2 separate regions of the Homo sapiens genome follow, and region 2 is linked to region 1. A link is a loop called in an ENCODE intact Hi-C map of the cell type or tissue named here. Cell type or tissue: Calu3. All regions are shown on one strand. Each heading gives the region's core, and the rest is flanking DNA. Links, peaks and the distances in the headings are about the cores only. Region 1 holds the start of LOC124901274 (a long non-coding RNA gene). Region 2 holds the start of LOC105374970 (a long non-coding RNA gene).

Region 1 (15,664 bases), core at 5,236-10,235:
TCGTGGTGGCACCTGCAGTCCAAGCAGGTGGGAGACTGAAGCACGAGAATTGCTTGAATCTGGGAGGCGGAGGTTGCAGTGAGCCCAGATCATGCCACTGCACTCCAGCCTGGGTGACAGAGTGGGACTCTATCTTGAAAAAAAAAAGAAGAAAAAGAATCTTACTTCTAATGTCTGCCTACCTTCTGTGAAGTATTTTATTTAAAACAAGTCTTTTCTTATACGAAACTGCAGCATTCTGCCAGAATTCAGTTTTAATGCTACCTCGCTTCTAGCTATTGATTCCTACCCATCATTCCAGGATGAACCTAAGTTATACCTTACTCCCTGAAAGTGCCTCCTCACCCTGAGTACCCCTTTTGAGAAATTCCTGTCGAATTAACTGTTACTGTTATTATTCTGGCCCTGAATCCTAAACTTTTATTCTTAACTCTACAAGTATCCAAGAGTTGTCTCCCCATTCGAATCCGGGTTCCATAGTTTCTGAATGAAGCAATTATGACTTGCTTTTTTCCTTTCTCTCCTTACCACACATACCAGGCATTCAGCCAAAACATCATGAATGAATGAATGAATGAATGAATGAATGAATGAAAAAAAATAAATGAGGGCACACCATACCATTTGAAAATGAGATCTGGCCCAGGCTGGAGTGCAATGGCGCTATTTCGGCTCACTGCAAGCTCCGCCTCCCGGGTTCACGCCATTCTCCTGCCTCAGCCTCCACAGTAGCTGGGACTACCGTCGCCCCCCACCAAGCCCGGCTAATTTTTTGTATTTTTAGTAGAGACGAGGTTTCACCATGTCAGCCAGGATGGTCTCCATCTCCTAACCTCGTGATCCACCCACCTCTGCCTCCAAAAGTGCTGGGATTACAGGCGTGAGCCACCGAGCTCGGCCAAATCTTTTTAAATAAATGTTTTCACTCCCCAAAAAGTTAACTATGTGAGGTAATATGTCCGGAATTGGTGGGTTCTTGGTCTCACTGACTTCAAGAACGAAGCCGCGGACCCTCGCGGTAAGCTTCACAGTTCTTAAAGGCAGCATGTCCGGAGTTTGCTCCTTCTGACGTTCGGGTGTGTTCGGAATTTCTTCCTCCTGGTGGGGTTCGTGGTCTCACTGGCTCAGGAGTGAAACTGTGGACCTTCACGGTAAGTGTTACAGTTCTTAAGGCGGCGCATCTGGAGTTGTTCGTTCCTCCCGGTGGGTTCGTGTTCTCACTGGCTCAGGAGTGAAGCTGCCGACCTTTGCAGTAAGTGTTACAGCCCATAAAAGCAGTGTAGACCAAAAGAGTGAGCAGTAGCAAGATTTATTGCAAAGAGCTAAAGAACAAAGCTTCCACATTGTGGAGCTAAAGAACAAAGCCTCCACATTGTGGAACGGGACCCGAGAAGATTGCCACTACTGGCTCGGGCAGCCTGCTTTTATTCTCTTATCTGGCCCCACCCACATCCTGCTGATTGGTCCATTTTACAGAGAGCCGAGTGGTCTGTTTTCACAGGGTGCTGATTGGTGCGTTTACAATCCCTGAGCTAGACACAAAGGTTCTCCACGACCCCACTAGATTAGCTAGATACAGAGAATGGACACAAAGGTTCTCCAAGTCCCCACCAGAGTAGCTAGATATAGAGTGTGGATTGGTGCATTCACAAACCCTGAGCTAGACACAGGGTGCTGATTGGTGTGTTTACAAACTTTGAGCTAGATGCGGAGTGCCGATTGGTATATTTACAATCCCCTAGCTAGACATAAAGGTTCTCCAAGTCCTCACCAGTCAGGAGCCCAGCTGGCTTCACCCAGTGGATCCCGCACCGGGCCACAGGTGGAGCTGCCTGCCAGTCCCAGTGCCGTGGGCCCGCACTCCTCAGCCCTTGGGTGGTCGATGGGACTGGGCGCCGTGGAGCCGGGAGCAGCGTTCGTCGGGGAGGCTCGGGCGGCACAGGAGCCCACGGGGAGTGGGGGGATAGGCTCAGTCATAGCGGGCTGCATGTCCCGAGCCCTGCCCCACGGGGAGGCAGCTAAGGCCCGGTGAGAAATCAAGCACAGCGCTGGTGGGCTGGCACTGCTGGGGGACCCAGCACACCCTCCACAGCCGCTGGCCCGGGTGCTAAGTCCCTCATTGCCCGGGGCCCCAGGGCCGGTCAGGCGCTCCAAGTGCAGGGCCCGCCGAGCCCACACCCACCTGGAACTCGCGCTGGCCCGCAAGCACCGCACGCAGCTCCAGTTCCTGCCCGCGCCTCTCCCTCCACACCTCCCCGCGAGCTGAGAGGGCCGGCTCTGGCCTCAGCCAGGCCAGGAAAGGGCTCCCACAGTGCAGCGGCGGGCTGAAGGGCTCCTCAAGTGCCGCCAAAGTGGGAGCCCAGGCAGAGGAGGCGCCGAGAGCTAGCGAGGGCTGTGAGGGCCGCCAGCACGCTGTCACCTCTCAGTAATGTACATGTTAATTAGCTTGATTTTCCTTGGCTAGAGTCACAGAGGAAAAAAAAAGTAAAAATTAAATTTTAAAAAATTTAATAAAAAAAGTGAGGTCAACAATTGCATTCTGGGACATACAGCAGGAAGGATAAAGATATGATATAAATATGAGTGTGGCAAGAGATGTTGTCACTGAGATAGACATGTTCCTATCATGAATATGTGTGTATAATATAAAAATAAGGATTAATTTAGCTCCACGCAACCTCCTTTTAAGTAGGCTCCTTTAGATCCCCAAACTGAAACTCCTAAAAGCTACATGTGATTTTTCTTTGTGCATTTGCTATAAGGTCGCAAATCACCCCCACCTGAACATCAGAGTTTTCTAAAAAAGCAAAACCAAAACAACTCCGTACTAGTGCAGTTTGCATGCCTTACTATCATAGTGACAAATGTATACGCATTTTTGTCAAAGATGTAATATTTGATAAACTGATAACAGAAGCTTTCATGCACATAAAGATAATAAACTTCGCATGTGCTTATAAAGTTACTTGTATATTGAGATGTATTTCCAGTCACTGGAGGTGTATTCACATTTTCTCAATCTAAATTGTTGTGTTGTGTTCAGCAGGTAGTGTGTGGCAGTGTGGCAAGGCTAAAGCCACAGTTTCCTATCTAGTCCACGATCCCAAGCTATGCCCAGCATATGAGACTTGTTTTCTTAATCCTGAAAGTGTGGAGTTGTTTACAAAGACACCCAGCTCATCAACTTGCTGATTCTTGTTTTAGCAGGGACTAGACTTTTTCTTCTGGAGTTGAAAACCAAGGTACAAAACAATCAAGGTTTTCCAAAACCTTGATTTTGGAAATTATAGTGTTTGTGCCAAAAGAGAAAATTTTGACTAGAGTAAAATATTTTAAAGTACCTACATTTTTAGAGTTCTCTAAAAGTAATTTTTAAAAAGATTATTTGCTAAATTAGTCTATTATCTGATTCTGCATAACTCAACCATAGTTGATGATGTCAAAAACTAGAAGTACCGGGCGTGGTGGCTCATACCTGTAATCCCAGCTCTTTGCGAGGCCGAGACAGAAGGATCCTTTGACCCCAGGAGCTCAAGACCAGCCTAGGCAACATAGCAAGATCCTGTCTTTACTAGATATCAAAAAAATTAGCTGGGTATGGGGGTGTGTGCCTGTAGTCCCAGCTACTCAGGAGACGGAGGCAGGAAGATTGCTTGAACCAGGGAATTTGAGGCTGCAGTGAGCTATGAGCGCACCATTGCATCCAGCCTGGGCAACAGAGTAATAAGACCCTGTCTAAAAAAAAAAAAGTTAGCAGGGAAGTGGTTTAAAACCACCTCTGTTCTTAATTATGTTTAAAATAAATTTTAGCATGAGGACTTAGTGTGCTCTCAGAGCTATGGTCTAAGAACCTCTAATTCCTAATTGACAGAATAGCTTATAATTGTATTTTCATAGCGTTTGGTAAAAACAGTCAGCTTGTTTATTTTTAAAAAGGCTCATAGGCCGGGTGCAGTGGCTCACACCAGTAATCCCGGCACTTTCAGAGGCCGAGGCAAGCGGATCACCTGAGGTTGGGAGTTCGAGACCAGCATGACCAACATGGAGAAACCCTGTCTCTACTAAAAATACAAAATTAGCCGGGCGTGGTGGCGCATGCCTGTAACCCCAGCTACTCAGGAGGCTGAGACAGGAGAATCTCTTTAACACGGGAGGCGGAGGTTGCAGTGAGCCAAGATCGCGGCATTGCACTCTGGCCTGGCCGTCTCAAAAAAAAAAAAAAAAAAAAAAAAAAAAGACGCATTAATATAAAACTTACGATTAAAGAAATCAACTGATATCTATTTGGAACACATTTTTTCTCTCTGAAAAAATCACTCACCCTCACATATGGATACCAAAATGGTGATTTTTTTAAAGCACTGATGCATTTGAAAATTTCTCCAAAAGAAAGAAACTGTCTTTGTGGTAACATATTCCTTCTTAGATAAATGTGTCATAGCTATATCACTGGGTATACTAGATTCCATAGCTCTTCAGTTTAAAAAAAAAAAAAAGGTGTCTTATACACTCTATATTGTACAAAATCTAAAACTTGCATAACACAAATGGAAGCCATCTTGAAAAGTAAAATAAATAAATTACTATTGCAGAGAAAAAAGAATTACAGAACACAGTTATGCTGAAAACAATAGCTATGGGCAGAAAAAGTGACAAGACATATAGCAGCTCATTAAAAATTCAGAGGATATTGAAAAAGGCAAATTTAATTTGCCCACCTTCACCAAATAACGCTGAAGGACACCTGACAAATCCAACACATAAACCGTGTACTATGAAATTCAAACATTTACAAGTTCTATCATCCTCAGTCCTTGCTTCTTACCAGAAGGAAAGGGTGGAATGAAATCCATTTACTAAAAGCTTACCTCGACAGGAATGAAAAGGAATATAGGACCAGGCATGGTGGCTCACGCCTGTAATCCCAGCACTTTGGGAGGCCGAGGTGGGCGGATCACGAGGTCAGGAGATTGAGACCATCCTGGCTAACACGGTGAAACCCCGTCTCTCCTAAAAAAAAAATACAAAAAAATTAGCCGGGCGTGGTGGTGGGCGCCTGTAGTCCCAGCTACCTGGGAGACTGAGGCAGTGGAATGGCGTGAACCCGGGAGGAGCTTGCCGTGAGCCGAGATTGCGCCACTACACTCCAGCCTGGGCGACAGAATGAGACTCCGTCTTAAAAAAAAAAAAAAAAAAAAAAAATAGAATTGCCGGGCGCGGTGGCTCACGCCTGTAATCCCAGCACTTTGGGAGGCCGAGGTGGGCGGATCACGAGGTCAGGAGATCGAGACCATCTTGGCTAACAAGGTGAAACCCTATCTCTACTAAAAAAAAAAAAACAAAAAAACAAAAAAATTAGCCGGGCATGGTGGCGGGCGCCTGTAGTCCCAGCTACGCAGGAGGCTGAGGCAGGATAATAGCGTGAACCCGGGAGGCGGAGCTTGCAGTGAGCCAAGACTGTGCCACTGCACTCCAGCCTGGGCAACAGAGTGAGACTCCGTCTCAAAAAAAAAAAAAAAGAAAAGAATTATCAAGGACCAGGACGGGCACAGTGGCTCATGCCTGTAATTCCGGCACTTTGGGAGGCCGAGGTGAGTGGATCACCTGAGGTCAGGAGTTCGAGACCAGCCTGGTCAACAGGGTGAAACCCTGTCTCTACTAAAAATACAAAAAAATTAGCCGGGTGCGGTGGCATGCGCCTGTAATCCCAGCTACTCGGGAGGCTGACGCAGGAGAATCACCTGGGAGGCGGAGGTTGCAGTGAGCCGAGATTGCGCCATTGCACTCCAGCCTGGGTGACGACCCTTTGTTTCCTGATAGACATAGCTAATCATCAACTAAGAAAACTCAGACCTGGAGCATTTAAGTAACTTTTATTCCTGTACACATTGCCTCTTCCTGCTTCCCTACCCCTCAGCACCCCCACCACACCAATACAATACAATGCAGACTCTCTCTCATGATATCACCCATTCATACTCCATCCTCATTCACAATGGTCACAGAAGGAAGGAAAGGTTACAGCACCAGAAGCCGAAAGCTTGGTGTCACTCAGCACATATAGGGGCTACTGTGTCTAGGACACCAAAAAAGAGCAAAGAAGTAAAAAGCAACACCTCCACTTAGGAAGTGTGGCAGGGAAAATGAAAAAAATGCCGCAACATTTACGGAGAAATATAGCAAGAATCACTCACTGAGCACAAATCCTTACCCCCACTCCAGCCGACAAGGCCCTAGTGACCAGGCCTGTACTTGCCTCCAAAGCTCTCCATTTCTGGCAGCCACAGTGGTCTCTTTGGGTTTCCTCACACCAAACTCATTCTGTCTTGGAGCCTTTGCCCTGCCTGTACTCACTCCCACCTCAAATGCCCTTCCCCCTGATCTTCACAGGACAGGCTCCTCCTTGTAATCCAGATCTCAGTTTAGATGAAACCTCTTCAGAGACACCTCAGCTGACCTCCCAATCTGTAGCACCCGCCCCAGGCACCTTCCCATTGCCCTATTTGAATTCTGTGTATTGCAATATCTCATATTTTTCTCATTATGTTTTATTATTGACATTAATAGAGTCAAACCTTACTGTTTACAGATTCTGTATTTGCAAATTCACCTAACTTGCAGAAATTTACGTGTAACCCCAAAATCAATATGCATGGTGCTTTCCTGCTTTCTCAAACATGCACAGAGCAGTGAAAGTTCTAAGTTGCCCAACACACATTCCCAGCTGACGCTGAACAAGGTGACACGCTGCCTTCTTGTTTCAGCTTCAATCATGTAAACAAGTGTCATTTTTAATGCCATGTTCTTTGCATTTTTATGCTTTTTGTTGGTGATTTCACTGTTTGCAATGCCCCCCAGATGGAGGGCTGAAATGCTATTAATATCTAGTGTTACTAAGCGCAAGAAGTCTGTGATGTACCTTGCAGAGAAAAGGCACGTGTTTGCTAAGCTTCACTTAGGCATGAGTTGTAGCACTATTAGCCATGAGTTTAATGTTAATGAACCAATAATATACATTAAATTACACATATATTAAATATATGTATCAAATCTAAATGTAAATATATTTTAAAATACAAATAAAACATATTAAATAAAATACATGCTAAATAAAACACATAAAATAAGCATATGTGTTCATTGATGAAAATCTTGCAGCCAGAGGCTCTCAGGAACCTAACCCTGTATTTTCCCTAGGAGCAATGGTTCAGTATTTGCTAATTCAGTGTTCACAGCAACTTTACAGAACATTAACTCTCTCAGATCATGAGACTCAGTGTATTTATTTTTATTTTTATTTATTTATTTTTTGAGACGGAGTCTCACCCTGTCGCCCAGGCTGGAGTTCAGTGGCACGATCTCAGTTCACTGCAACCTCTGCCTCCCGGGTTCAAGAGATTCTCCTGCCCCAGCCTTCCGAGTAGCTGGGATTACAGGTGCGTGCCACCACACCTGGCTAATTTTTGTATTTTTAGTAGAGATGGGGTTTCACCATGTTGGCCAGGCTGGTCTCGAACTGCTGACCTCGTGATCAGCCGGCTTCGGCCTCCCAAAGTGCTGGGAATACAGGCATGAGCCACCGTGCCCGGCTCAGCGTATTCATTTTGGGAGTTCTCCACAGAAAGACATTTTACTGAATTTGTCTATTTTGCTTCCGCTAAACCGGACCACAGCTGATGGTGATGAAAGTAACAGAGAAATAGTTAAAAGCTTGATTGTTGTCCTTAATTCAGTTTCAAATAAATTTCTGCATGCAGACGAAGTGGGTTTACACAGCTATGGCATAATTTATTATTCCCTGAGAGCAAGGACTACGCCTGTCTTGCACAGAGATATGGCTCACCAATGCCTACAAACAACGTCTAGCACCAAGTGGGTTCCCACTAAAAATCTCATATATGAATGAAATACTCCATGCCAAACGAAATCCTATTTCTTATACTTATTTCCCCTGAAAAACAATATACCAAGTCTAAGGTACTAAATTCTTCCTTCCATTTAGCTTGGGTGGATACAAAATTTGAGGCAATGACATTATAAAGACAAGGTCAAGGAGTTCAAAAACAGAGATCTGGGTTTGAATTCTCTGAACTGCTACACGTGTGAGCTTGGAGACTACACTTTCCCTCTCAGAATCTCACTTTTTTTGTCTAAAAATTAGGGATAATACCACCTCCAGCAGATGATTGTGATACATCAATGTGATAATGTATATACAATTTCTAATACCTTGCTTCACACCTAACAGGCACTGAATAAAGACCATTCCTTCAAGCCTACGTGGAATCATGAGTCACACAGAGTAGCATCGCCAGAGGGAACAGAAAGTCCTCACTTGATACGGCAGAAACAGGAACAGGGTTAGGTAGTCTCCGGCAGGCTGGTCAGTTTTGATCTTTACAACTTGGTTGATGATCACCTCAGCCCTACCTTCAAAAGCGATTCCTGTCCACAGGGGTTGGTAACTGCCTTCCCCTTTACACAAAAAACAAGAAAAAAAATGGTGAAAATCCACAGCCTCCTTTGTCTTTATTTGCATTTGCTTTTGTTTAATTGTAGCAAAATATACATAACATAAAAATTTACCATTTTGGCCGGGTGTGGTGGCTCATGTCTGTAATCCCAGCACTTTGGGAGGCCTGGCGGATCACAAGGTCAGGAGTTCACGACTAGCCTGACAAACATAGTGAAACCCTGTCAATACTAAAAATACAAGAATTAGCTAGACGTAGTGGAACACACCTGTAATCCCAGCTACTTAGGAGGCTGAGGTAGAAGAATCACTTGAACCCGGGAGGCAGAGGTTGCAGTGATCCAAGATTACGCCACTGTACTCCAGCCTGGGCAACAGAGTGAGACTCCAAGACTTCGAGATTCTGTCTCCAAAAAAAAAAAAAAAAAACCATTTTAACCATTTTTTTAAAGTATCTTCTTTCTTAAACGCAGTCTCTGACAGGGGCTGCATAAAGATATGCATGAGATTTGGCCTTGAGAATATTGTAAGATTGCATATAATGCTCCTAAGCTTAGATGTATGACCCCCAACCAATTTTCCACTACTTTCTACTGAATGCCTCACTTGAGCAACAGACATTCTCCTAAAACTTCGTCTGCCATTCTCATTCTTGAAACTTTACTATTACATTTTGTGGGTGAATCTCTATTTTACATAATCTACCAAAATTTCCTAGCTGGCATGATGAAACGAGTTTTTAAAATTTCTTCCTGCCTATATATTTTTCTGTGGTGAGGAAGTTGGATGATGTCTAACACCCATTTGAGGTCTCACATATTATAATTCTGTTATTAAAATCACAGGAATGATTATACACCACACTATCTACACACAGGGTAAAATGTTGCTTCAGTTAGCACAGACCAAAAATGGCATGCTTACAGTATCACACATTCCCAAACAAAGCATATCAAGCTTTGTATAACTGCCACTGAAATAGCTGCAAGAAAAACAAACACCATTTCAGTGACCTCACACAACCTCATTCTATAAACATTACAAAAACTCCTTTTACACTGATCTGTTTAAGGCAGCAAGACTTAAGGGTTGACTGATAAAGCTTTCGTGTGAGTTCAATTAGTTTTTTAAAAAACCAAGTGAGTTTTGCAGAACTTATTGGCAGATTAACGTAGGAGAGCTGAGCAGCAAGCTTGCCTTCGTCAGAGGAATGAAGCGAGCTGTGGCTTTGGGTCTCTCGCATGGGACTTCTGACCTGAGAAGAATGCGATCATAGGCCCAGTGAGCTACCACAGATGTTCCCCTATCGCCTTGATATCGCCTCGACTCATCACTTGTCTCACTTAGTCCTCAAAGGTAGGTATCATGTTCAAGTATTTCAGACTTTCTAACATATTTGTCCACTTCTGTGGCATTTCAAGAACCACCTTATTAGCAAACAAAGCCACCCACTGAATGTGTTCAGAATTACAAACGCACGCTCCTATGCTTTTCCTACATGAGTGATATCCAAACACATTCCATCAGAAACACTTTATTCCAGTTATCTACTACACAGCTGGCAATTCCAATATAGGAAGGAATCCTCTCCTTGTCCACAGGACAAAACACTGCTAACATGTAAATGTACTGGAGTTCTGCTTCTGTGTATGAAGTATTAAATGCAACAGGAGGAGGAGGAGTGTGTGGGAGAAAGAAAAGAGAAAAGAAATAATAAAATAGGCTAAGCATGGTGGCTCACACCTGTAATCCCAGCACTTCTCAAAAAGAAAGGAAATAATAAAATAATGGATTTCAAACCCAACCATCTGGATAATTGCATTAAATGCAAATGATCCAAACATTACAGTTAAAAGGACTGCTAAAAAACTTACAAGTAGCATCACATTTAATTGTGAAAGACTAAGTGCTGTGCCGGGCGTGGTGGCTCACGCCTGTAATCCCAACACTTTGGGAGGCAGAGGCGGGTGGATCACCTGAGGTCAGGAGTTCAAGACCACCCTGACTAACATGGTGAAACCCCATCTCTACTAAAAATACAAAAATTAGCTGGGCATAGTGGCAGGCACCTATAATCCCAGCTACTCAGGAGGCTGAGGCAGGAGAATCACTTGAACCCAGGAGGCGGAGGTTGCAGTGAGCCGAGATCGCACCATTGCACTCCAGCCTAGGTGACAGAGAGGGACTCCGTCTCAAAAAAAAAAAAACTAAGTGCTTTGACTTCATGTTTGTTCATTAAAAATGACTCATAAAGAAAGGGAGCTGACAAGCCACAAACTTGGAGAGAATGTCTAAAAGACACATAAAATGCTACTACCTAGAATTTATAAAGAGCTCCTACAAAAAAGCAAATTACAGCCAGACACAATGGCACATGCCTGTGGTCCCAGCTACTAAGAAGGCTAAGGCAGGAGGATCACTTGAGCCCAAGAACAGACCATCCTGGGCAACATAGTGAGACCTCATCTCAAAAAAAAAAAAAAAAAATACAGACCATAGAAGAAGTGACAAATGCAAATATTCATTTGCATAGAAATGGCCAATAATATATGTAAAGATGTACAATCTCATTAAGTATCCAGAAATACAAATTAAAAGAAACTATGCTAAACACAATACCAAAGGTAAGTTTGCAATGGTGTTGAATGATAGGAATATTTTACTCATTACTCATGAATGTTTGTCCCAACCACCTTGAAAAACAAGCCTGCACCAACTCAGGAAGTGGAATATATGCATGCCCTGTAATCCAGTTATTCTCCTTGGGAATATATCCCAGAAAAACTGTGTACCAGTTGCTCTGTGTACCAGGATACAAGAATGTCCACAGCAGTATTATTTGCAATGACCCAAACTGCAAACTACTTGACTTAGTTTAGCTCCTCTCAGAAGCAGACCCTAAGACAAAAATTAAGTTTATTTAGAAGAAAAAAATAAACAAAAAAAACTGGTAGGGGTATGGGGGAGTAAGACAGGGAAGAAAAGGCAGCCAATAAACGGTGTACCATTAAACCAACTACTGTGTGAGTCACTGGGGCATCGTCTCATAGAGAAACTAGGGGAACTGCAATTATCCAAGGGAGCTGCGGTATTTACACCCCAACTCCCCAGAGTCATTGGTTGAGACCTGCCCCCAGGGGCACTCCTGGCTTTCTGTGATGTGCAAGGCTTTCTGTAGTTGGGATGGAGAGGAGAGCGCTTAGACACAGATGCAGATAATGCATCTGGAGGTTGATGAGTGCATCACGAAACAGCTAAAAGACGTGGGTGAGGAACTGACAGAATCTGCTACAAAACAAAACCCACAAGTACACTGACAGGAAATGGATAAACTGAGGTACATTCATACACAGTAGTACTATACAGCAATGAAAATAAATGTATAAAGTTGCGCACATCACAAAACATATAACGTTAATTTTTAAAAAGGCGATAGAAGAAACACAGTACAGTTTCATGTATTTGAAGCTTTAAAACATGCAAAATAAAGCAATTATTAGTTAGGGACACATATATGGCGAAATCATGAAGGAACACAAGAAAATGGAAAACAAAAATGTCAGGATGCTGACTTATGTAAAATATGCTAAGAGACTAAACGTGTTTGAAATTATCAAAATTACATTTTATTTTGGAGAAATTAACTTTAATTGAAAAGGGAAAAGTTGTATCTGAGGTACGGGTGAGGAGGAATAATTGAAAGATAAAACAGAATTGAGACTGTTCTATGCTGGATGGCAGACGCATGGGTCAGCCTTTTATTGCTGTCTATTTCAGAAATGTATGTACACTTTTTATGCATAAAATATTTCAAAAAAGTAAAAGATTGAAATAAAAGATATCAAAACATTCACATAACTTCTCTGAGTGGAAGAATAATGGATTTTCTTTTCTTCTTTTTACTTTTCTGTATTTTCCGCAATAAATGTACATTCTTTTTGTATTAATAAAACAATTTGAAATTAATCATTTCCTCATAACCCCCCCTTATCTCCTAATTCTAGTTCTACCACCTTACACACATGGCCAATCTAGAAAAAGAGGGAAATCAGTTACTTGATTCCCTGTTGTGGTTATTAAGTTACACAGAGATCCCTGGTTTGCTAATTCAGCTGCAAATTTACATTTGCCCACAGGCACTGAAGCCAAAAAAAAAAAAAAAAAAAAAAGTAGGCCAATTCTAAAATAAATCATCCAGTGGGCAATTAAATACTTGATAAAAATTGAAGGGAAGAAAGAATCAGAACTCTATAGGTTAAATCCTATTATAACCAATTTCATATGACAGTTTCTATTCTCTCCTGAGGGATTTTGAGTGGAATTCAGGTTATGCCAAACGTTGCTTGAAAAGATTGAAGTATTTAAAGAATATTAAGAGACACAATGTGTTAGTAACAATCACAATCACAATTTTTATTTTGAAAGACAAATTATACCTGTAAAGGGGGAACAGACTGCATGGTCTACATCACTATTGAATATGGGAAGACTGAAGCTCCAAGATGCTTGAAATAACCAACTTGTGTATTCATCAAATGCCTTGTATATTTTGTCAAACCATTAAAAACTAAAATCATTACTGCTGGTCTCAGAGGTTATGTCTATCAAACAACTGGTTCCACTATTTGAATATAAATTTATAATCAATATCAGTCATCCTATCAATGCTAGAACAGAATAAATGTTCTTTACGGGTTGCAAAAACTTATTATTATAGTCACTACTAGAAAACGGGTGAATTTGTGATGCCCTACGATGTATTTGTCCATTCTATTAGCAGCATCATGTTTTGATGATGTACCAGTTAATATGTCTTCCTTTGGGACTCCAAAATCATTAAGGTTTATGTATTCATAATCTGAGAGGCCTAAGTGAATAGGCTTGAGGGCCCCAGGAGCACTTAAAAGCTAGTTGGGAAGAAAAGTGCCTGCCCAAATAGCTTTTGCAGAGCAACAGACCGTAAATCTCCTTTGTGAGCTCAGATAAGCTTGGACTGAAGAGGACTCTCATAAACTCCTGCTTATCCAAACTGCAATATCTGCCTCTGTGAGTTTCTAGCCCTGACCCCTGACAGCCCCTTCCATTTAACCTGTTCTTTCAGTGTGACTGTGTATAACAAGGGTTGTGCAGGAATGCCGCATGCCCTACAATATTTATTTCAATCCAAAATTCTCTTAACCAAGCTTGGGGGCTGCAGGTTTTGTACCACAGTGTCTGAAACAGAAGAGAAAAAAGAAGAGGGCCTCAAATTTCGAGGTATAACAGTATGTACCTCGTAACTATAGTTTACAAGAGCAGCCAAACGTATTATACTAAGAACCTTAATTTAGAAAAATCCAGTAGCCCACAAAGGCTGAAAGATTTAAAAAAAAAATTGGAGTCAATCACAAAAATAACCAATGTAATTTTTTCTAAAAAAAAAAAATACTAACCTCTGAACCATGTATTGTTTTCTGTTTAATAAAAGAAAAATATTTTCTGGTTTTCTAATATAAAAGGCCAACTTCAAAGGAGCTTTATAAGTACCATAAGGTAGTATTGTCACCCAGGCAATTTCAAAAGGTCTTTCAAACCACCCTCAGATAACTAATCTGTTACTTGGCAACTCTTATGAGAAAACATCTTTAAAGAGTCCATAAACAATCATTATCTTTAAACAGCATCCCAAAAACTAAAATCCCTGGATAACATAGATTTTTCATTTTTACCTCTCTCAGACTCTATCTCACAACTCCTTCTCTAATTTAAAAATAATAATAATTTAAAAGCTAATGAGAAGAAGTCCTACAACAGATTCTGTAAAAATGCACCTTGCAAAAATGGGTGTCAAATAAAATCTATCTTTGAATTTAGAGAAAAGACAGAGAGGCAATAAAAGGATACAAGTTTAAATGAGGAAAAATCTTTACATCATCATTTACTTTTCCATTTTAATTAAACTTGAATTCCAAATGATGCTGAGTTTATTAACAAGATAATTCTTTATAAGTCACTACTGAGCAGGTTCCATAAGAATTTTATGGTCTGTCAATATCAAATGGTAAAGAGTAATCTAAGAATTTAGTGAGTCAATAAAATAAAAGGCATTCACAGTACACCCACACGTAACCTGAGAACTCCCTTGAGGACTAGGGGGGTGGTTTCAAGTGACTTTCAACATCACCAATTAAAGCAACAGCTTCGGCATTAAATATGCCATTTGCACCTCAATCTACTTCATCTCCCTCTCCAACCAACAGACAGCTCCCTGAATACAGTTGCACAAGTGCCCACTATGTATCTTGAGAGATGAAATTAGAATTTTTATGGCTGGGAAGTATTTACAGATCACATAAATACTTACACAGATCAGAGAAGTGAAATAAATTTTGAATCACCAAAATATACTACTTTCCGGGGTGCTCTGTTTACCCCAACTAAGCTCTATTTACTACAGTGCTATTTTTTAAGGCCTTCAGGAGTTCCAGGCTCATACCTTTACTAAAACACAGTGTAAGGATTCCAGATTTCCAGTGTCCTAAAATCAGTGTCCTCTTTAGGTTAAGTGTAAATGAGTGAGTATGTGTGGGTGGGGAGAAAAGGGTTGAGAAGATGTTGAAGAGGAGACAGAGTATCTTGAAAGGAAATTCCTCTTAACCCAACATGAGATTTTTGGAAATTCAGGACAGTTCAGGGTAACATGAAGTATCACTTAAGTAAGAAGGTGCATGAAGACACTTACGTTAGAATTCTCTATATTCTTGAATAAATTATAAGATGGCAGAAATCTAACAATCTGAGAATTATAATCCAATTTTCAGCATTGCAATGCTGGGTCATGTTTTACTTTTTCTAGCAATATCTTATTTTAATTCAATATTTACAAGAAAGGAAAGTTAAGTAGCATAACTCAAAATTCTGATGTTATACTGGAAAACATTTCTGTCAAATAGGAAAATAGCTCTACACATGGCTGTTTCTCCTCTGAAATTACATTGATGTCGACCTCTCCTCTTCTATAGAGGAACTTTACCACCACGGAAGGCCAGGATTACATTCAGTGAATACGTGAATAATTCCCACTGCATTAGCGTTAATGCAACTGCCACAATCATTTACACTAACACCCTTTTACACAACTACTATGACTTCTGCTAACAACTCAGCTGTTACGTCTACATTTTTTACAAGATAATAATATATGTGGTAAAG
Region 2 (15,664 bases), core at 7,078-12,077, 70 kb before region 1:
AAATCTCTACCATTTGAATGGCTTCAACTACCATCCATATGTGAATGATTCCCTAATGCTTATCTCTAGGAGATGGTTCTCCTAAACTAAATCATATCTGTATATACCCAATCTCCACTGACAGGTATGACAGGAAACTAAATGTCAGCATGCCCAAACCAGAAACCACAGACTAGCCACCCACCCCAATGAAATCCCCAACTTGATAAATGATAACACCATTTACCTAGCAAAAACCATCCTTTGTTATCTTTAATCTAGCTTTATTCTCTTTTATTCTGCCAATGCTATCACTACATTGTATCATTTTACTTCATAATAACTTCTCTCACCCATGTCTACCACATACCATGCTGTATTTCATCAAAATTTTTCAACTAGAACATTACAATAGAAACTTCACCGGTTCTCAACTGTGAGTCTGAAGCTCCTTCCATCTACCATTGAAGTCCTATTAGAGTTTTGTTTTTTGGGGTTTGTTTGTTTTTTTGATACAGGGTCTCACTATGTCACCCAGGCTGGAGTGCAGTGGATCGATCTGGGCTCACTGCAATTTCTGCCTCCCAGGTTCCAGCAATTCTCCTGCCTCAGCCTCCCAAGTAGCTGGGATTATGGATGCGCACCACCACACCTGGCTAATCTTTGTATTTTTAGTAGAGACGGGGTTTCACTATGTTGGCCAGGCTGGTCTTGAACTCCTGACCTCAGGTGATCTACCTGTCCTGGCCTCCCAAAGTGCTGGGATTACAAGTGTAAGTCACCATGCCCAACCCAGAGTATTATTTTTAACCTTAAAACCTGTTTATATCCCTCCATTTCTCTAAATTCTTAAATTTAGAGAAATTCTATAGCAGTGCATTCTCAAATGTTAGAGGGATAAGAGTCCTGTGTAGGTTGGGGGCCAGGCATGGTGGCTCACACCTGTAATCCCAGCACTTTGGGAGGCCGAGGTGGGCAGATCACCTGAGGTCATGAGTTTGAGACCTGCCTAGCCAACATGGTGAAACCCCCTCTCTACTAAAAATACAAAAAATTAGCTGGGCGTAGTGGCGGGCACCTGTAATCCCAGCTACTTGGGAGGCTGAGGCAGGAGAATTGCTTGACCCGGGAGGCAGAGGCTGTAGTGAGCCGAGATCATGCAACTGCACTCCAGCCTGGGCAACAGAGCAAGACTCCGTCTCAAAAAAAAAAAAAAGAAAGAAAGAAAAAAAAAAAAGTCACGTGTAGGTTGGGGAGAGGGTGACATAAGATAGATTCAAGTCTCCCACAAGGAATTCAGTAGTTCTAAAATGGGCCCAGGACCCTGAAGTTTGAAAATGCTCACCAGGTGACTCTTATGTAGATAGTTTGAAGGGTATACTTCAAGGACTATAAAATACATAGCTCCTTTTAATAGTATACAAGGTACTTCGAGATCTAGGCAGGGGTTTTCAAGCCTATCAATCCCAAGTCCCTTTTTATAACACACTTTTCTGTCTTGAAATAAAAATCGTAAGTAGTATATAACCTACCTGCGTAATAATTTTTAAAAGTAAATCAGTATAATATCTTAAGTATAGAAGAAAAAGGGGGGAATGGAATTGATAATAACATAACTTTTGTTTTTACATATTGGCACAAAACTGCCAACAGAAGACACCATGAAGTAGCTGTGTGCATGGAATCACCGTGAATACAGCTCCAAACACAGATCCACACAGTATGTTTTATCGATCATTCAAATTTCCAAAGTGGTGTGGCCATGGCTGACACAATTTCTCTAAATTGTGAACAGTATTTAGTAAAGGTCCACATAAAACGATGCGCAATCTTTCCCCAACTGACAAAGTAGTTTTATTCCTGGAAAATTCAGTGTGCATTAAGCCTGGCAACAAATACTTTGTACCTATATGTAAAACAAAGTTAGGTTCTAGCTCAAACTCTTATAGACAGGTTCTGTAATTAACTTTACATAAATATCTGTTGAGACGCTTGAGAATAATCGTGTTAAACACAGGACAATTCTTCATGTGCAGAACTATCTTGTACATTGCATCGTACCTGCTGCCTGGGCTTTGCTCATTCAATGCCAGAAGCGCCTTCCAATCACTGTGACCAAAGAAAGTATTGCATGAGTTTCCAAAACACCCCCAGAGCGTACAACTTCATCTCCCAAACAATCTAGCATCCAGCCCAATCATATGAACAATTTTAGTTTTTTGTGTGTGTGTGTTTTTTTAAGACAGAGTCTCGCTCTGTCGCCCAGGCAGTGGTGCAATCTCGGCTCACTGCAACCTCCACCTCCTGGGTCCAAGTGATTCTCCTGCCTCAGCCTACTGAGTAGCTGGGATTACAGATGCGTGCCACCACGTCCGGCTAATTTTTGTATTTTTAGTAGAGACAGGGTTTCACTATGTTGGCCAGGCTGGTCTCGAACTCCTGACCTCAGGTGATCCGCCCGCCTCGGCCTCAAAAATTGCTGGGACTACAAGCGTGAGCCACCATGCCTGGCCTCCATTTTCACTTTAAAACCTTGCAAATGTGTATTGACTCTATAGTTCTTAGCCAAAATGGCATTTCCTGAATCCAGTTTCCCTTGACCCTCCCAGGCCACACACTGGGCTCCTTCCTCTTGCTCTCATGGTCTTGTATACACAGCACCATAGCAATACCATCACTGCCATCCCATGACTTGGCATGATGACACTCTTCCCTCCTTTGGGTCTTAGCATATGGCAAACAGTAGATAGGTTTAACAAGTATTTTTGAATAATTTATTTAATAAATTCCATCCCCATCCATCTTATCCTACCTCTTCTATCCTAGCAGGGGAGGGCAAGGCAAAAGACAATTAAGAGAAAGAGGAATGATCAATCCTGGTGTGTTCTTGTGGCTCCATGGACCCAGACAACACTGTCTTTTCCCGTTCTTCTATGAGTAACGATAGCTGTATTCCTTCCACTCCCAAAATATGGTGAAATCTGTTGGGGGAGGCCAGGGGGCAAGAGGGAGAGTCATGTAGACAAGTTAGCCACTTCCTGTGAGATGGCAGCCAAAGACTTCCAGGTAATGATTGACACTGAAGACGAAGGTTTTCCTGACTGTGGGAAAACTTGTTAGCAAAAGGCTGCATACACAAAGCTATTCAACCACAAGGCTGGAAGAGAATCAAAACAAGCCAAGCTTAATTAGAGCTGAAGATTTCCCAGCTGGGATCCATGTTAGGGGTTGAGCTCCAAAAGCCATCACTGAGGAGGCAATTCCTTCTCAAGCAGGACAGGCTCTGAGGCCACCAGAGACAGAGCAGGGGATTTTTTTAAATCTTTCATATAATCCAGCATTCTCAGCTTTTGTACTTTTTTTGTTTCTTTTTTAACTTAAACTCTAGGCACCGGTGAAACCGCATGCTTCCCGCTCCCTGCTCCTCAACTCCCCTCCCCTTCCATAAATTAAATTAATGAGGAGTTTTCTAAAAGAGTACATTCTCTTAAAGCCTCTGTTATTCTGAAGTTAATGGCTCTGACATGTAGCCAGGCCAAATAGTCACAGGCAGCAATAACTCTTGCAACAGCTCCCAAACTTACCCTCAAATGTCACCGAGTCCTACCCTGATCTTTCTTCCCCTTTGATTATCACTGGTTGCCTTTCTTCCTCCCCTCACATTTTATAGCAAACTCGAATACATCAAAGAAACTAGTTAAGGATGCGAAGATTGAGAAACACATTCAATCTTAATGTTATGATCTTGTCTTTTCCTTCCCACAACTTGTCTTTAAAAGAAAAGGACAAGTATAAATTTGATGCCACACAGAACAACAAAATACATTTAAAGGAACAAGGGGGAGGAACCTTTCTAAATGCCAGCATGCTAATCTCTTACTTAGCATGCACTTATGGCAAGGATTGTGTCGTTATGTATGATAGGTAAATAATTTTTACATGATAAGTAAGTGGACGTGTCTGCAAGGAAGATCATCAAGTAAACTCAACAGAAGCAATTGCTTCAAATCACCGTCCTAAACTAACTCGCAGTGTGGTGATGATCAAAAAGGTGTAAAAATGAAAATAAAACTGCAGGAGGACCTGATTCCAACAAACATAATGGGTGCAAGGTCAGAATAAGCATAGTGATATTTATTCAACTTCTTAAGCTTCAAAGGCCAAAAAAAAAAAATAGATTAGATACATGTTTATAAACCAGCTCATCTATCTTGAAAATAAAATGTAAAATATCATTTTTTGGATAAAATGGATCCAAATTCTTGTACCCACAATTTGATCTCAAAATCTGGGCTGATATGCAAAATTTTAGTATATATGCTCAAAAAAGTGGGGGAAGAGGAAAACAGAAAAAACATAAAAGAAAAAAGGGAGTGGGCACCGTGGCTCACACCTATAATCCCACCACTTTGAGAGGCCAAGGCAGGAGGACTGCTTAAGCCCAGGAGTTTGAGACCAGTCTGAGCAACACGGCAAGATCCTGTCTCTACAAATAATTTTAAAAAATTAGTTGGGCATGGTGGTATGCACCTGTGGGCCCAGCTACTCAGGAGGCTGAGGTGGGATGATCACTTGAGCCTGGGAGGTCAAGGCTGCAGTGAGCAGAGATCACATCCCTGCACTACAGCCTGGGTAACAGAGCAAGACCCTGTCTCAATAAAAAAGAAGGAAGAGGAGAGGGAAAGGAGAGAGAAAGGACAGGGGAAGGAGAGGGAAGGAAAGAGAAAGGAGAGGGGAGGGGAAGGGAGGAGAGGGGAGTTCTATTTGCTTCTACTAACTGACCCAGTCTTATTTGAGCCCACAATAATTTTCCTTTTCTTTTCTTTTTCTTTTTGAGACAGAGTCTTGCTCTTTTGCCCAGGTTGGAGTGCAGTGGCACGATCTTGGATCACCACAACCTCCACTTCCTGGGCTCAAGCAATTCTCCTGGCTCAGCCCCACAAGTAGCTGGGATTACAGGCGCCCGCCACCACACCCAGCTAATTTTTGTATTTTTAGTAGAGATGGGGTTTCACCACATTGTCCAGGCTGGTCTCAAACTCCTGACCTCAAGTGATCCACCCGCCTCAGCCTCCCAAAGTGCTGGGATGACAGGCGTGAGCCACCATGCCTAGCCGATACTTTTCAAACAGTTCTTCAGTATGCTCCATAAAACAGTGTCTGTCACCTAATGTCCTAAGGTTCCAAAATAATAGAAGCAGTGATAAGATGAGTAAAGGAAGACTGATATGAGGCGTGCATGCCTGGAAGAGGAAACATTCCTTTGCAAGTACCTATTTGGGGGGTAAGTGGTTAGACTTTGAAAAGGCAGCAGGTATGTTCTTCACTTACTCTAGACTGCCCTTTCATTCTCTGTGCATAACAGAATTCTATTTATAAAGAACTTCCGAGTGTCAAAGGCATTTCCACATACATTTATCTCATTTGATCCCATAGCAATTTACTAAGTAGGCATATCCCCTTTACAGATGAGAAAAACTGAGGTTCAGGAAATTTAAATGACTTACCCAGAAGACACAAAGAGCAAGTGACTAGAAAGGCACAATACATAACTTTTGATTTCTTAGTAATAGGCCATATTTTTATATCATCTCCAAATTTATAGAAATAAAGAGATTAGAAGGAAGTAACAATATGAAAATCTGGTAAATTTCCAACTATTCCCCAAGTCAGGAATATCACATGCAAAAAACTACACACAGATAAGGAGGTAGTGAGTTTGCTTCAAGACTGATATAAGTTCATTTTCACTTACTAATTATCTTATGAGTCCATCTGCATACTCTACTCCATTTCCTAACATCACAAATACTTGTCTAGTCTGTGATAGTTTATTCTGACCCTGAATTTGTGATGTTACTAGCTGTTACTGAAAACATACTTAGCAGAGTACAGCCTGTTCCTTACCAATCCATCTTTCCATGAGGTGAAAATGCCCTGGCCCTCGACAAAAAGAATAATCTGGTAACATTGAATATAAACACAGACATTTCTCTTCTAGTGTAATTCACTGAGCACACATCATTAAGGATCAAAACGCAAGCGAACCAATCAAAGAATGGAAAAGGAATTCTAAAACATCAGAGTTAATTATATCTGGTTGTCCCAATAGCTGTCACTCGTTCAATTAAGATGCTGCTTTGGCTAATCTTAGTCAAGCTGTGCCTCTCTAAAAGTCTGAAACCCCAGCAATAAGATCTAAAGTCAAAACATCTAAAGCTAAAGCATTTTCCCCCTAAGGAGAGCTCTGTATTTACTAGAGTGTCCACAGCTCCTATCAACATGCAACCAACCGTCTGTTCACTCTTCCCACCAACAGGCTGTGCAGCGTTAGCTCTCCAACACCCAGCATCCAGGGAGATCCTCACACAGGTGTTCCAGGAAACCTCTATAACCTGTTTCTTTACCCATCCTGGAAACAAAAACCAAAAAACAACAGAGCAAAGGGGTGAAAACACCATGGGCCTGTTCTCTTAAAATGTCTCAGCTTATAAGATGACTTTTCGTTTCTTGGTTTACAAGGAATAAAAAGATTCTTGTCACATGTTGATCCTGTGTATTGTTACACTGTCATGGGAACAACAGGTAAAGGTTCTATTCCTTAGTGACAACAGGCTGCTTCATTATCTCTCCTTTTTATGTTCTAAGGGCAAAAATATTCAGGGTCTGCAGGGTAAAAACTATGGAAGCATAAACAAGGAAAACCTGACTCTCCCTCACAACTGCATGTCCTACTAAAAGGTAAAAGGACACTTTGGGGTTGTCTCGGGTGAAAACTGCTGGAAGGAAAAAGCCTGAGAAAGCCGCTGACAGCACCAGTGCTTTGCATCTCTGGACAAATTCCTTTCCCTCTATCAATACGTTTTATTTTTTCACGGAGGGGAGGGGACTCATTTTGCCAAGAATTTATTGTGCATCGGTAAGTGGATGGGAACTTTATAAATATTGTCTGGTTTAATCCTTCCCACAAGCCTACAAAATAGGTAGAGAATCCAAATTTTGAACAGGAATGAGAAGAGGTGTATATTCCAAAAGCAGCTATAGGAATTTAAGTCAGGATTGGGCCCAAGAAAAACTGTGAATCTCTTCTAAAATTGTGAGACGTCCCTGCATCCACATGTCGTGGGTGGGTTCTGAGATGAGGACTGAGCACAGCCCCCAGCTCCTACAAGCATAATGTATAAGCACAGCTGTGTCTGCCCTGCTGGTCTGCAAACAGCTGAGCCATGCTCTGGGTTTGCTACTGTTTTAAGTTCAATGTGTTCATATGTCTTCTCACATCAGTGATAAAAGCATACCCTGTAAGTCACTGGGTCTCTTCAAACCCCTTTTTTTTTTTTTTTGGAATATTTGATCTAATGTAGCAGTTTAGTAAAGTATGTCAACAAATTTTCATGACCCGTCCATCTGTCTATATCAAAATAAATTAATTCTCCATAAAACGCATCGACTTCTTAATCTCCCACAAACCGGCAATGGTTAACGGCAAGAACACAGAGAAAGCTCAGTATCTTAATCACTCTCTCCATCACTTCATACAGGGAAACTGACTTGCAAAGTTCCCACACAAACTCTCTTTTTGAATGATGCAATGGAAGCTGTGCACAGCAGCCTTCTCTGCTGACTTAAGTAAACCAATGAAACTGCCTTTTCCCCTCTCATCACAGGTGCTCAATGTACAACAAAACTCAATTTTTCCATGACTAGTTGAAAGCTCCAGAATTCCTAACTGTTCGAAAGGGTTTGAAAGCATCCTCCCTGAGCCCACTCCTGAAAAACTCAGGCAGACTATACCCTTACATTAGTAGGGCTGCATTTCACACATCAGGAAACTCCAACCCTTACAGTCTTCATAAACAAGTATCACAGAGGTTTGACCACATATGTTCCATTTTTGAACCTTTAGCACACTATTTTTACCCAACTCTCTCGTAAGACCCACCATATACCGTGTGGGAGAAGATTCCACATCAGTCAATCACATTAACCAGTCCTCAATGTCACTCAGTACTGAAATGTTAGCCCCAACCCACCCTGCATATTAAACGCATCTGGCTTGGTCAGCCAGATAACATCCTCACCCAACGGTGACGCGCATCAGTGGCGTGCTCTTGCTAAGCTCACAGATTTTCTCAATGGTCTGTCGAAGTGTTCCTTGCTTATGTAAATCAGTATGTTAAAATCTAGTAGATATAGGATATCCCGCTAAAGAGCAGGCACATTGAAGAAATGAGTGTATAGGCTCTCTGTTCCTCCTATGAACTTTATTAAGGAACTGGAGCTGGAGGAGAACAAAGATCTTTCTCCATATTTCAGTTTTCTCCCCTCCACTCATAGCATAGCACAGTCCAGAAAAAGATATAAAATCAAGTGCCAGCTGGGTGCAGCGGCTCACACCTGTAATCCCAGCATTTTGGGAGGCCAAGGCAGGCAGATCACCTGAGGTCAGTAGTTTGAGACAAGCTTGGCCAATATGGCGAAACCCTGTCTCTCTAAATATACAAAAATTAGCCAGGCATGGTGGCGCCTGCCTGTAGTTCGAGCTACTCAAGGAGCTGAGGCAGGAGAATCGCCTCAGGATACAGTGAGCCAAGATCGCGCCACTGCACTCCAGCCTTGGAGACAGAGTATGATCGGTCTCAAAAAAATAAATAAATAAATAAAAATAAAAGTTAAAAAATAAAAGTAAAATAAAGTGCCACCTTAAGAGATGTGACAGTACTAATCTGGGAATATATCACAGGCTCTCAAATTTTAATGTGCCTAAGAATCACCTGATAGGTGCTTGTTAAAAATGAAGATTTCAAGACTCTTCCCCAACAGTTTCTGATTCAGCAGGTCTACCGTCGAAACCAGGAATTAGCAGCTTTAACAAGTGCCACAAGTGATCGGATGCCGGTGGTCCCAGGACCACACCTCGAGAAAGCCCCGCAGAGAGATGAGTGCATGGAAAGAGCCAACTGAGAGGTGGGGCTGAGTAAGGCCTCTGGAATTCTGAAGTGGTTTTAGCCCCATTGCTCCAATTGTAAAGCCTGTTCAGTTAAAAATTCACCCAGCACAGTACAGACAGAAGTTTGACATAAAAGCCCTGATAACACTAATGGTGGTAAAGGGACCTCTTTCGATAGGCACCTGGTTTGTGCCTAGTTGCTTGCTTTCAAGATTTATCCAGGTCCAGCCTCTGTGCTTGGGATAACAAAGCTCTCATCTTTGGTTACCTTCATTGGAAACAACATTCCCTTTTCCCCATCAAAATTCATCTAGTTCGGTTCTTTATAAATTACGTTTACTACATGAGGTACAGTTATACTCTATTTTAAGTACGACATTACTTTGTTTTTTCAGGTGAAGCTTAAACAAATGTGAGGCAGAAAAATGTATTAATGCGGCACTAATGAGAAGACGGAATCAAACTCCCTGCAAATACACACACACACACACACACACACACACACACACACACACACACACACGTGGGAAACTTCTGGCTTTTTTTTTTGTTTAAAGAAAACCCTGAGGAGCAAGCTAACAAAATATCAATAAAGTTGGAGAAACTGGGGCCGGGTGAGGTGGCTCATGCCTGTAATCCCAGCACTTTGGGAGGCCAAGGCGGGTGGATCATTTGAGGTCAGGGGTTTGAGACCAGCCTGGCCAACATGGTGAAATCCCGTCTCTACTAAAAATACAAAAGTTAGCCGGGCGTGGTGACATGCACCTGCAATCCCAGCTACTCAGGAAGCTGAGGCAAGAGAATTGCTTGAACCCGGGAGGTAGAGCTTGCAGTAAGCCAAGATCCTGCCACTGCACTCCAGCCTGGGTGACAGAGTGAGACTCCATCTCAAAAAAAAAAAAAAAAGCTGGAGAAATTGGAGCACAAAAAAAGTCTAAGCGATACAAAGATATTATTTTTAAAAGGATTAATATTGTCCTATTAAACATTTATTAAACATAGACATTTTGTGAAGTGCTGCCAAAAGCAGGAATGGAACTAGAACCCAGGACTCCAAATTCCCAGCTCTATCAATAAATCAGGCAATTTCCCTCCACAATCCAAAATAGCTGCAAATGCTCTGGTTATTTTTTAACATATGGCTTAAATATTTATATTTTAAGTGCTTTCAGCTTATAGTCCACATCATAAACATTCATTAACATTTAGGCAACTTCCTGAGTAACTCTAACTGCAAGGTCAGACCAAATACACATTTAAGCAAAATAAACATTCCCAATCATAGGCTATAAATTGTTCCAATATTTACTTGATAACCTGACACCCATATTCATTTGCCTCTCTTCCTCCCAAAATAATGTTCTTTGGGAGTTTTTTTTTTCTCATGCAACAAAAGATAGTGTTACTGAGGCCGGAGAGAAAGGAGCAAGGTTTCAAAGATACCAAACTTAGAATTTGGAATAAGCTTAACCTTAGGGGGATCTATCTCCTTGATTGGTGTGTTTCATGGCATTAAATTTAATTAATTAATTAATCCAACAAATACTTGTGTATTTGCCAGGCCGAGCGCTCTTCTGAATGAACAGAGTCAAAGTTGTTGCCTACAATGTTTACATTCTAGGAGACCGGCCAACAGTAAACCAGTCAGCAAACAAATATTTAGTATAACATCAGATACGTTTAAGCGCTCCGAAGAAAAATAAGGCAGGGTAAAAGGGACAGAGAATGACAAAGTATTGGAGGGACAATATTGCTATTTTAAATAGGGTGGACAGAGAAATCTACTCCGAAGACTTAGTCAAATTATAGACTAAATCAAAAAATGAGAATAATATTAACTTCCCTCTCAAAGTGGCCACCACGCATGGGTCAGTAGAAAAAGCTGCAGGCTGCTTAAACACATGGGAATTAATGAACATCCACAAATTTTAGAGCAAGAACAAAAGAAACTTGTGAGGCTAACCTGCTCCAGAAGCCGCCAAGCACGCAGAGGGAAAGAAAGAAGAATGTACCTTTCACCTGGCCCCACTCACAAGAGCTGGCCAAGATCACTCCCAAGCCTGACTTCCAGGTAAAGGGCTACATGAAATCAGCCACAAAGGGCGCAATGTGGAAATCAAGGAAAAAGCACCATTTAATAAATTCCTTGGAGTTATTTTTCAGGGCAATGACTGAATATAGTAATTGACATATCATTGGATGCAAGTAAGATAAACATAAGTAATAAGGTTTTACAAAGGTTATGCGTTGTAATTGTAATCAGATACAATGTTTAAATTCTTAATAAAAGAGTGACAAGCTTCAGACATCAAATTTCTAATGTAAGTCTCTTTAAAACATGCACACTCTTTAGAAAGTCAATATCCTATATTAAACGGCAGGAAGCAACCCCTTTAGAAGTTTGCAAAGAGGGTGAAGTAAGCTGTTGGTATTTTAAAGGAAATAAACATTTGAACAGTCCAAAGCTACAGAAAAGCCATAATCTATTTCAGATTAAAAGACATTAAAAAGTCATCGGTTTCTAGTATCTAGGATTAGAGTTTGGTTAGAGCTTCAATCATTCATGCTTTTAATCTAAAATTGGTCCTTGAAAGCTGTAATGAATTAAACAACATACTACCCACAGAATCAATTGTAAAAATATACTGTAAGTAAAAGCATAATGACTCAACTCACTTCCTTCCTCATTTTCCCCTAATCCATTTGACCCCCTTCCTGTCACCTAATCTAATCATTGGCTGGGTTTCCATTAAGATTCTCCCCATTGTGCTATCTGAAGTCATTGCATTGGCTCTCCCAGATTTAAGGGACAATTTTGTAAATGTCACCATATAAAACTGAATTGCTAAAATGTAAAGTAGACAGTGATTCAATTCATGGCTGTGTGTTCCAAGAGTGGAGTAGTGTGAGATCCATGCAGTCTAGAAGGAATTTTTTTTTTTTTTAATTTTTTTTGAGAAGGAGTCTCGCTCTGTCACCCAGGCTGGAGTGCGATGGAGTGATCTCGGCCCACCGCAACCTCTGCCTCCTGCGTTCAAGAGATTCTCCTGCCTCAGCCTCCCGAATAGCTGGGATTACAGGCATGCACTATCACGCCTGGCTAATTTTTTATATTTTTTTGGAGAGACGGGATTTCATGGTGTTAGCCAGGATGGTCTCGATCTCCTAACCTGGTGATCCGCCCACCTCAGCCTCCCAAAGTGCTGGGATTATAGGTGTGAGCCACTGCACCCCGCTAGAAGGAAATTTTTAAGAATTTTTTTTACAAGCACTGCCCAGTAACTAGCTGAAAATATTCCTAAACACAAGTTTTCAAGCTTGACAAACACATCCTTTCCTTTCTACTACCACCACCTCCTCCACTGTGGTCTATACAACTGACAACAAAGTTTGCACAGAACATTACAATTTCCAAAGCGTTTTCTCATACAGTTAGTATCATCTGATCCTCACAGTAGCCTTGAGACCTTATAATTATCCTAAGTCACAAAAGTACATTGCCCAAACTAAGACCTGGGGTATAGAACTACACACATGCGAACTGGCTTTTGGTTTCATCCAAACCTAAACTGCTTGCTACCAATGATATATTTTAGAACAAAACAATTTCGCCCCTGATCAGACCTTCATCAACCTTTTCTGTGAACTTCTCAATTTACAGACAAGGATACCAATTCTCTTGTGTGTACTATATATTGTAACATTACTACTTAAAGGCAGATATCCAAATAATTTGACAGTGTAGGTGGTAAATTAACAATTTCACTTGAATTCATATTACTGATAAAGAGAGGGATCTAATCTTTGGTCCAAGGTCACACACAGTTAATAGCACTCCTTGTATAAACCTAGGTCTCTCTGGCTTCTATACTCAACCAGAAGACTAATCTAGCTGATGATTAAAGATGAAAGTACAGAGAAATACGACCCCAAGCAAGGCTTTGACTGGCAAGCCAACTCATAACCCACCTTTAAAACTACAATTTAAATGGGTAAGAATGGTATACACCTAAAGTAACTCAATTTTAAGTCTCTTAGATGCTCTGCTCAGTGGTCATATTAGAGCCTAACTGAAGAGCAATTATTGCTGGTTAATTATTTCAGCAGTTTATTGCCTAGCAAACAAAATTAAAATCACATCTAAGAAAACAATAATGTGCCGGGCGCGGTGGCTCAGGCTTGTAATCCCAGCACTTCGGGAGGCCAAGGCAGGTGGATCACGAGGTCAGGAGTTCGAGACCAGCGCGGCCAACATAGTGAAACCCCATCTCTACTAAAAAAAAAAAAAAAATACAAAAATTAGCCAAGTGTGGTGGCAGACGCCTGTAGTCCCAGCTACTAGGGAGGCTGAGGTGGGAGAACCACTTGAACCCAGGAGGCAGAGGTTGCAGTGAGGTGAGACCATGCCATTGCACTCCAGCTTGGGTGACAGAGTGAGACTCTACCTCAAAAAAAAAAAAAAGAAAAGAAAAGAAAAGAAAAAAAGAAAACAATAATGCTTCAGGGTTTTCCTCTCCTTCAAGAAACTTATAGTGATCATTTGACCTCATTCTATGAAAATGCCTGTTTCTCTTCCAGGTTGTGTTTGCTTTTGTGGAGAGGAGGAATATAATTATTACAAACATACTCTCTACATTTGTATAGAGCTTTATCACTGACAAGTGCATTACATTATCCCATTTGATCTTTGCAGTAACCCACTGTGGTGGGTAGTATGGGAAGTATCACTACATTTTAATTAAGTGGAGGCTCAGAGAGGTTAGGTAATCTGCCCAGTGTCACTAAGTAAGGGCAGAACAAGGACACAAATACAGGTTATTTTGTCTTTAAGCCTTGGGCTCCTGTGCACCCTATTACTTGGACAGAAATGCATCATCTAAGCAAATGCCCTGATGTCCCCTATATGTCAGTCTGCAGTAAACTCATTACCAAGTACACTAGAAAGGTTTTCTGCTCTGTCTCCAAACTATCTCTCTCTTATCCCTCCATCAAGATAACTCTGACATATTGTCTTACTCTTGAGTGATGGAAGCAAACACTACAAAACTGTGCAGATAGATTATCTCAAATCGCCAGGCTCTACAGAAAAATAGAATAATTTGGTCCACAAGATCTGTTTGAGGAATCCATCAATAAGCTTCAGAATTAAACTAGTCAAGGGAGTGGACCTATCACCACGCAGGTTTGTCGCAGAGAAAAGGAATGGAGCCGGGTGCAGCGGCTCATGCCTGTAATCCCAGCACTTTGGGAGGCTGGGGCAGGTGGATCACCTGAGATCAGGAGTTCAAGACCAGCCTGACCAACATGGTGAAAACCCGTCTCTATTAAAGATGTAAAAATTAGCTGGGTATGGCGGTGCACGCCTGTAATCCCAGCTACTCGTGAGGCTGAAGAAGGAGAATCACCTGAACCCAGGAGGCGGAGGTTGCAGTGAGCCAAGATCGCACCACTGTACTTCATGCCGGGCAACAAAAGTGAAACTCCGTCTTGGAAAATAAAAAAAGAAAAAGAAAAGGAATGGAAAGAATCGAAGGTCTAGGGCAGAAGAGAGGAAGAGCACAGAACCTGGGTAAGCGGGAACAACTGGAAGCCCAAGCTATTGACAAGACAACTGTGGGATCGACAAAAAGTTGACAGTTCCTCTTTTTACCCATTTGTTGCAGAGCATCTACCTACACCCATCAATTGGCTCAATTTATTTATCTAATAGTATCTCTCAAGTCTAGTGAGATCTTTTTTGAGGTACTCTTCTCAAATGTTATTGATACCTACTGGGGTTGTGCTTTGCATAATCTTTCTTTTAAACATAGATTTTTTTTTTTTTTTTTTTTTTTTTTTTGAGATGGAGTTTTGCTCTTGTCACCCAGGCTGGAGTGCAATGGCACGATCTCGGCTCACCGCAACCTCCGCCTCCCAGGTTCAAGCAATTCTCCTACCTCAGCCTCCCAAGTAGCTGGGATTACAGACATGTGCCACCATACCCGGCTAAATTTTTTTTGTATTTTTAGTAGAGACAGGGTTTCTCCATGTTGGTCAGGCTGGTCTCAAACTCCCAACCTCAGGTGATCCACCCACCTCAGCCTCCCAAAGTGCTGGGATTACAGGCGTGAGCCACCGCGCCCGGCTTTAAACATAGATTTTTAAAACTTCAATTAGAAAATGGGGAAAAGACATGAACAGCCACTTCACCAAAGATGATATATGGATGGCCAAGAAAAGATGTTCGACATCATTAGCTCTCAGGGAAACACAAATTAAAGCTACAATAAGATACTCCTTCACATCTATCAGAATGGTTAAAATAAAAAATAGGCTGGGTGGGGTGGCTCACGCCTGTAATCCTAACATTTTGGAAGGCCGAGGTGGGTGGATCATCTGAGGTCAGGAGTTTGAGACCAGCCTGGCCATCATGGCAAAACCCCATCTTTACTAGAAATACAAAAAAAAATTAGCCAGGTGTGGTGATGGGTGCCCATAGTCCCAGCTACTCAGGAAGCTGAGGCAGGAGAATGGCTTGAGCCTGGGGCAGGGCCGAAGTTGCAGTGAGCTGAGAAAGCGCCACTGAACACCAGCCTGGGTGATAGAGCGAGACCCCATCGAAAAAAAAAAAAAGAAAGAAAAAAGCCAATTCCAAAAGATTATGAACTATATGATTCTATTTACATATATGAAGTTTATTAGAAATGGAGACCCAATAAGTAGTTTCCAAGGGATAAGGATAGGAGACTGGTGAGA

The links. Peaks named below come from ENCODE experiments on the same cell type or tissue, not always from the same donor. Only the 100,000 strongest peaks of a DNase experiment are listed, where the experiment ranks them.
Region 2: a loop joins it to region 1, with 2.2 times the contacts of the local background. A loop is called at or near these places in 3 of 110 quality-filtered maps.

Annotation. Positions count from the first base shown.
Region 1 is chr6:21,747,739-21,763,402 of GRCh38, reverse strand. All of the region lies in intron 2 of CASC15 (cancer susceptibility 15), which reads right to left. LOC124901274 (a long non-coding RNA gene) reads right to left here and starts at 8,703. Exons shown (of 2, transcript XR_007059492.1): 1 at 8,587-8,703; 2 at 7,764-8,475. In Calu3, for the core only: no CTCF peak of the experiment used is centred there; DNase peaks (open chromatin) are centred at 5,782 and 8,322.
Region 2 is chr6:21,819,529-21,835,192 of GRCh38, reverse strand. All of the region lies in intron 4 of CASC15 (cancer susceptibility 15), which reads right to left. It overlaps LOC105374970 (a long non-coding RNA gene), which reads left to right and starts at 6,810. Exons shown (of 3, transcript XR_926573.4): 1 at 6,810-6,898; 2 at 8,803-8,946; 3 at 9,325-9,413. In Calu3, for the core only: no CTCF peak of the experiment used is centred there; a DNase peak (open chromatin) is centred at 8,952.